3 separate regions of the Homo sapiens genome follow, and all the other regions are linked to region 1. A link is an interaction called in ENCODE POLR2A ChIA-PET data of the cell type or tissue named here. Cell type or tissue: IMR-90. All regions are shown on one strand. Region 1 overlaps SASH1 (SAM and SH3 domain containing 1). Region 2 overlaps SASH1 (SAM and SH3 domain containing 1). Region 3 overlaps SASH1 (SAM and SH3 domain containing 1).

Region 1 (2,500 bases):
AAATACAGCTGGCACGGTGGCTCATCCCTGTAATCCCAGCACTTTGGGAGGCTGAGGCGGGCAGATCATTTGAGGTCAGGAGTTCGAGAACAGTCTGCCCAACATGGTGAAACCCTGTCCCTACTAAAATACAAAAAATAGTAGCCGGGTATGGTGGCGGGTGCCTGTAATCTCAGCTACTCAAGAGGCTAAGGCAGGAGAATAGCTTGAACCCAAGAGGTGGAGGTTGCAGTGAGCCGAGATGACGCCACTGCACTCCAGCCTGGGCGACAGAGCGATACTCCCTCTCAAAAATAAATAAATAAATAAAAAAGAAAAGAAAAGAAAAAGAAAAACTTGAATAGAAACTATGTATTAGAAAAAGTTATTAAGTTTCCTGTATTTGGTCATTATACTATATTATTCTGTAACAGAATGTCATTGTCCTTAGGAAATATTTGCTTAAGCATTTAGGGGTGACAATCATGATGTCTACCATTTATTCTCAAACAGGCCAGCAGTAATAATAATTAATGGTGGTGTATGTGGGGGGCAGGGGGTGTGTGAGAGAGAGAGAGAGAAAGCTCAGGAGTGTGCAAATGTCAACAACTGGTGGCCCACGTGAAGATTACATGAACATTCACTGCACAATTCTCAATCCTTGAAACTTTACTGTAACTTTAAATTTATTTTAATATTTTTTTCTTTTGAGATGGGGTCTTGTTCTTTCACCCAAGCATGATCACAACTCACTGCAGCCTTAACTTCCTGGGCTCAGGGGACCCACCTGCCTCAGCCTCACGAGTAGCTGGGACTACAGGTGGGCACCACCACACCTGGCTAATTTTGGGGGGGCTGGGGGCGGGGGGCTGGTGCTGGATCAGACAGGGTCTTACTATGTTGCCCAGGCTGATCTCAAACTCCTTGCCTCAAGTGATCCTCCCACCTCAGCCTCCCAAAGTGCTGGAATTACAGGCCTGAGCCACTGCACCCAGCCATAAAAGTTTTCAAAAGAAAGTGTTTTTAAGTTAAAAGCAAAGGATAGCATAGTTTTCAAAAGCCATTAACAGAGAAATAAAGGACAAAATGTTTTTAAACTTTCAAATTGTTTAGAAACACATTAAGTTTGAACCACTTAAAATTACAGAGGCAAAATGACAATATTACAAATGGAGACAGTGGGCGTGTGTTTAAAATTTTTTGTTAACCTCAGAGGAGGCCATCAGTCTCTCTCAGCCACAAGAGCCATGCCACATTTTACTAAGTAAAGGATATAAACACGGAAAGAATGACTCTCCACAATTGAGGGGAAGAAGTACTACCCAGCCTAACTAAGGTTAGTACAAATTTGGTGAGTCACTTCCTCTTAGGAGGAAGAGCAAACATTTCTCGTTTCCTGAAGGATTCAGAGATTCTGAGGGAACACCTGAGCTCTCAGCCTGAATCATGGCACATAATAAACTAGGGCAGGAAAAGCTACAGCCCGTTCACTCGATGCTTCTACCCCACCACAATACCTCCAAGTTCAAAGTCAATGTCAACTTGAGCCTTTTTTGTCTATTTCAGCCTCCATATTACTAGGTTCCTGGGAGGAGGCAAGGCAAGCAAAACAAAAAAAGCTGATGGGGTGTGCACAGTTATCTTCTCAACCTGAGTGGGCAGTGGCCTTGGTTTGCTATGGTACATCACCCACAACGTTCCTCAGACCAGAACAAAACCCACAAAGCCTCTTAAGTTTAGAATTATAGCTTTCTGGCAAAGCAGCCCTCCTCCCAGAACCGCCTGTGCCAGCAGCACACACACGTGGATGGATTAGGCAAAGCTGTGCTCTAAAGCACACACACGCTCTCCCCAACGTGTGCTTTGCATTCCAGAAATACTTGATGCCTAAACCACTTCTGTGCCTCCCTTGGCATGAACGTACAAGTGGCTCCGTGCCAAAGGAAGCGTCTGTTTAGAGATGTGGACTTTCTTTAAAATTTTTTACCATGGAAGATCACAAATAGAACATTCTAGTACAATGATGATGCAATAAAGCAGAAAAAGAAAAGGTTTTAGAAAAAAGATTCTCTTGTTTTTGTCTTATTTATGTTGCCTAAAAGAAATACTGAAAATATAACAAGAAACATAAAATTAGCTTCCATGAGAGCAGAAATTACAGGGTCCAAGTTGGGTCAAGGAAGCAAAAATATTACCTTTAACAGGAAACGCTAGGGATCATTTGCCATTTTTTAACACACACATTCACTGTTGTTTTAAGGTCACCTACCAAAATGAGGTGCAGAAGACGGGTTTTTAATCATTGGTTTATTCTGGAATATAGTATATTTTATATTTGTATCTTGCTTCTTGATAACTTTTATCCTACATTAAAAATTAATGTAAAAGATGAAAATCCATCTTGGTTAATGCACCTATCCTTTCCCTTTCTATTTCCGGAGATTTATTTAGGGTTTATTCACAATAAGTGTAAAATCAGTAACTCTTCACAAAATCCTCAGACATCACCAACTGCATTACA
Region 2 (2,500 bases), 110 kb before region 1:
CAGACACTAGACTAAAAGAGGACAGAGGCCAGGTGCGGTGGCTCACACCTGTAATCCCAGCACTTTGGGAGGCTGAGGCGGGTGGACCACCTGAGGTCAGGAGTTGAGTTTGAGACCAGCCTGGCCAACATGGTGAAACCCTGTCTCTACTAATAATACAAAAATTAGCTGGGCGTGGTGGTGGGTGCCTATAATCCCAGCTACTCGGGAGGCTAAGGCAGGAGAATCACTTGAACCTGGGAGACTGAGGTTGCAGTGAGCCAAGATCGTGCCATTGCACTCCAGCCTGGGTGACAAGAGCGAAACTCCATTTCAAAAAAAAAAAAGGATAGAATGTGCTGAAATCAGTTGTAAAACAATTTAAAGTAGCAAATACTTAACACATGGCTAATGAGATTTGTCTGGTTCCATAGTGAACCTTTGTTTAAATTAAAAGAATTATCTAAATAAAAAAAGAAGGATAATAATAGTATTAGTTGTAATACTGAAAAGTCTTTTAGAAAACATCTTATACATGACTTCCCTTATTAAGGACATCTTTCTGAAATATGCAGCCTCACAGTGACCTTTTGCAAACATGATCCGTTAACTGAGGACTGAATTTTGGGATGGACATGGTCAGGATTCCAAGTCAATACTGCAGCGCGACGATCCACACAGTAACGATACTAAACTGGTTAAAACCAAAAGCAGTCACTATGAATACAGACACACACGCGCACGCACGCACGCACACACATGATATTTGTGAATTTCAGATAGCTTTTTACTAGATTTGTAGTTAGCTTAAAAACCAAAAACCAACATGAAGTGTGTGGCTGATGAATACCTCTACAAAATAAGCCATGTTACAATGAGACGATTAGAAAAGCTCACTTTTGCTGGAAACATCCCAGAGAGGTTCGATGTCTGCCTAAGCTGAAGATGTGGAAGTATGGTTACAGGGTTGTGGACACTAGTTAGATAACTGCTTAAAAGCTTATATTAAGGCAAATAAAAGCTGATTGCTAGAAAGCAATTATGAAAATGTCTCTTGTTTATCTAAAGAAGAACAGGACTTTTTTTTTTTTTTTTTCCTGGTGCAGCCAGATGTTCTAACTTTTGAACAAATGAGCGTGGTCAGTAATGTACAATAACTCTTGAGTCTGTTACTTTGGCCTAGCTAAGCCCATCTGGCCCTCGGGCATCCTGCAAGATGACAGACAGAAGAGCAAGGGCACTATCAGAAATGGAACAGGCTGCCCCCTACTCCTCCCAGCCTCTACCAGTACACAGAGACAGACTGGAGATAGAGCATTCGCAGCCAGTTGGCATCTTGGTTCTTTTGTCTTCTGAAAATAAAAATAAGTGCTTGTCTTGTCTTTGGGGGTCAAAGAGAACCGCACTAATTTATTTCCTCGAGGGGGCTTTTCTGGAGGAGAGGATCCTCAGTCCTGTGCCAAGGTTTCACGCTGTTTGGCCACACGCCAGGCCTTTCTTCTGGATCTGGTCTGCACGTCCAGAGATGATGGAGGAATTGCATCAGCATCATATGCACAGTGAAAGGGTGGCTCTTGTCCAGAGAGGCCCATTCCGGGCCTGGCTACATGGCCTCAGGGCCTGGCGGCAGTTTGAAGAGTCTGGCTGCAGATAGGAGCTTTCTTATGTGTCTCTCCTCTGTGATGCCGGCCTCCTGAAGGCAAGTGTGAGACAGAGAAGGCACTTGGCTCAGTGTGCTGAAGCCCGCGGTGGAGAGGGTGCCGGCGTACATGGGCAGACCGATGGAAATGAGCCAATCTGACACAGACGAAATGCACCCAGGAGAGACGGGCTTTCGGCAGATTTCCGTGAGTCCACCACTTGGAATCTGGATAAATTAAGAAAGAATATGATAGAAACGCTCCATGTGTCATCGAGGACTACTTCGCGTATGTCTAAAAGGAACAGCACTGAAATACTGCATTGCTAGACTATTATCAGAAAGCGACAATGCAATGAGTGTCAGAGATCAAGACTAGCAGGAAAAATTCTTCTCTAAGATGAAACAAATCTTTAAGGAAGAGTTCCACAAGGTTCTCGAAGGTGTTGGAATGAGGTCAAATCCCATTTATGTGTCCGAGTCTTCAAACTATAAGCATTTACATATTCTGCTATTTTGTTTCACTGTGGATATGCTCTTGACAAAGAGCCCTAAGGTAGTCTGAAGGGACAAATCTGGGTGATCGTGTGAAATGTAGCATTCAGTGGGTAGGGTTTTTATAAAGGAGACTTTCCACTGTATTTTGAATCTATGTTAACAACCAGAAAATTACATGTTTAGTCAATACAAGTTATGAAGAATTTAAAATACAATAATATCAAGGGTTGGCTGGAACAGGGAAGTGGACATTTAACCTTGACTACTGGGTATATAAAGGGCCTGCACCTTTCAGAAAGGTGATTTGCTAACGAGTATGAAAATCTTTGGGATTTTATACAATTTTGATGAAGCAAACCATCTTCCAGGAATATCTACTCAGAA
Region 3 (2,500 bases), 73 kb before region 1:
AGCATTGCATCCAAATGTAAACAGAATTACCACGCAAAAAGATACCCTAATGAAACCCCGGAACTGAAAACAACCCAAGAAATTGGCCACAAAGCTGATTTCTCTCCCCATGTTTTTGTTTTCCATTCGAATCCCCATTCTCTCACAGTTACCCACTTAGCTTCGGTATTATTCTAAGGGATTTAAACCCACGAATAATACCAAACACAAATTAAAAGCAGCAATAAAAACGAAAAACCCTTATCTTTGCAAATAAGGGGAAATTCATTTCTTTACATGGCTTGATTTTATTTCTATATAACAAAAATGCCTCTACAAAAATAATTTTAAAACCTACATGTTAAAATTTTGAAATTCCTCACAATGTAGATATGACATTTTAACAAGTAAGGTGTTTTTTAAAAAGCATAGTCTTTCCAGTATTTTTATCCAATTCAATTATTTTCATTTTTCAAACAGAAAAAATCTTATCTTATTCTTTCATTTTACCTTTTTGGGGAGAATTTATAAGATGCTGCAAAGAGGCACATTACTAACAAGAGAGATGAATAAGGTTGAGATTTGAACTGTCATAATTATATGTCAAAGGCTAACTATCCATTTCAATAAATCCAAGCTGATGTCTTTTGACATTACTGTTTCACCTGGCTAACCCCAGCAATACAACTCTTAAAAGATTCTCTTAGAATCCTAGGTCCTTAAAGCCCCCATTTGAATTGAGACTTGAGACTCTCTACAGGAAGAACAAATCAACCCTGAGAAATTTAAAGGGATATTAGGTGCCTTGATTGTTAGGCATTTCTTCAAAATGTATGTACATGAAATTTGAACTAAATTCACTGAGCAAGAACCATAGTCCTTTCTGGGATTGGAGGCTCATGTGAAAAAGTTAGAAAGTTTATATAAAATGGTATAAGCTCATACATAAAGCTATACTACACCTCGAGAAAATTTCCATTTCCCATCTTTTAAATTGAAATGACTAAGCACCCCAAACGCCTGACACCAGGACCCTTCATTCCATCACATCATCGCATCTGAGCATCACTCTGCTGGCAGGCATAGTCCTGCCAGATTCAGCCAGAGCTCAATGCATTTTCCACTTGAAATCGTATCCCTTTTCTGCTGAGAAACTGACCCCAAATGATTTCTTTTGGAATAACCAGGGTGGAGTCTGCCTTTTTTTTTTTTTTTTTTTTTTTTTTTTACCTTCAGTGCTGGGTTTTTTCATTTCTTCCACCCTAATTAGTTTCTTTCTGACTCTGCGAGTGGAGTTTACCAGCTTGTGTAACCTCTTAAACTTCACCGACTCCTCAGTCTCATCATCCGATTGTTCTCTTGACTGGCAAAGAAACAAAGGAAAAAGTTAATCAGGTAATTGCTCCGAGCTTTGCCCGTGTGGCTGGATGTAGCCGGCCTTGCTGCCAGTCTGAACCTCGGCAGCTCTGTTGCTGAACTTGGGAACCAACAAAAATTTGCCCAAGAGGTTTACAAAGTGCCACATACCATCTTAAGATCTAAATCGGCGTAGAATTAGGTCCTAGGCACGGAAACACACATCCTTGCCCTCAAGGGCAAGTGGGGGCAAGTGGCCTGTGGGGGCATCTGTCTCAACTACTTCCTTGTCCTCTCTTAGGAGGACTCCAGCAGGACTCTCCCTCCGATGCTGGCCCTGTAATTCCAGTTTCACTGCTGTGGTTTGGGCCAGGCTCTCATCTGTCTGGCCCATCAGGGCTTGCTGTTTAACGTGGTCATCAACTACTTCTCCAAACCAAAATTCTGTTGGCTTTTTCCAGCCCTCCCCCGAAAATCAAAAACAGCAGGGCAGGAAAGGGAAAGAGATGCAAACAGCCTCTTCCATCCCATTGGCTAAGACTGTCTGCCACATTGCAGCCAGCCCTTCCGCCTCTCCCGGCTCCTTCTAAGGGCTCACAAGGCGAATGTGAGGACAGACCCTGCATTCCTCCAAGAGAGACAAGGGAAAAAGCTGACCTTTCAGCCATACAGTACAGTCCATATTCCCCAGCAGCCCATTGCACTTTGCAGGGAGTCAGCATGCTCAGGCCCAGCTGTTTTCCCTCAAGTATCAAACATTACAGAGAGAGGGAAAAATATCTCTCTCTGCAGCAGTGACCCAGGCTAAAAACAATCCTTCCCTTGTGAACAAAATGAGGGTTTCATTTCTAAGTCAGCTCCAACATCCAATATGCAGCTTCCTCTGTTGTATCTGTTCAAAATGTGAAACAGCATAAGAGATCTCTGACTAAACGAGTGTGCAACACGGGTGCGTGGGCATGCCTGGGAGCAGCCGCCTCGGCACACCCTGTGCAGTGGGTGAGCAATTCCAGCTCACGTCGCACGCCCTGACAACAACCTTCTCTCCATTTCCTCCAACCCAGTTCATGGAACAGTAGGAAGATAAATGCCTCAAATGAACACACAAAACAAAAACAAGCCTCATCTCTGAATACAAATCTAATGTAGAGACTTTTCTCCCAAA

What was found. ChIA-PET counts read pairs that join two places held together with the same protein. Peaks named below come from ENCODE experiments on the same cell type or tissue, not always from the same donor. Only the 100,000 strongest peaks of a DNase experiment are listed, where the experiment ranks them.
Region 2: POLR2A ChIA-PET joins it to region 1 with 13 read pairs; 4 of 35 experiments call an interaction of 5 or more read pairs at or near these places.
Region 3: POLR2A ChIA-PET joins it to region 1 with 26 read pairs; 2 of 35 experiments call an interaction of 5 or more read pairs at or near these places.

Annotation. Positions count from the first base shown.
Region 1 is chr6:148,440,581-148,443,080 of GRCh38, reverse strand. All of the region lies in intron 4 of SASH1 (SAM and SH3 domain containing 1), which reads right to left. Among named protein-coding and RNA genes, the nearest start is that of SASH1, 99 kb to the right of the region's middle. RefSeq lists an enhancer at 1,194-1,488. In IMR-90, no CTCF peak of the experiment used is centred here; DNase peaks (open chromatin) are centred at 1,300 and 1,850; H3K27ac peaks cover 1,153 bases.
Region 2 is chr6:148,547,641-148,550,140 of GRCh38, reverse strand. It overlaps SASH1 (SAM and SH3 domain containing 1), which reads right to left. Exons shown (of 20, transcript NM_015278.5): 20 at 1-1,846. The coding sequence ends at 1,583. Among named protein-coding and RNA genes, the nearest start is that of UST, 200 kb to the left of the region's middle. In IMR-90, no CTCF peak of the experiment used is centred here; no DNase peak of the experiment used is centred here; H3K27ac peaks cover 439 bases.
Region 3 is chr6:148,513,166-148,515,665 of GRCh38, reverse strand. It overlaps SASH1 (SAM and SH3 domain containing 1), which reads right to left. Exons shown (of 20, transcript NM_015278.5): 9 at 1,210-1,342. Among named protein-coding and RNA genes, the nearest start is that of SASH1, 170 kb to the right of the region's middle. RefSeq lists enhancers at 1,174-1,971, 1,972-2,500. In IMR-90, no CTCF peak of the experiment used is centred here; DNase peaks (open chromatin) are centred at 1,035 and 1,945; H3K27ac peaks cover 1,488 bases.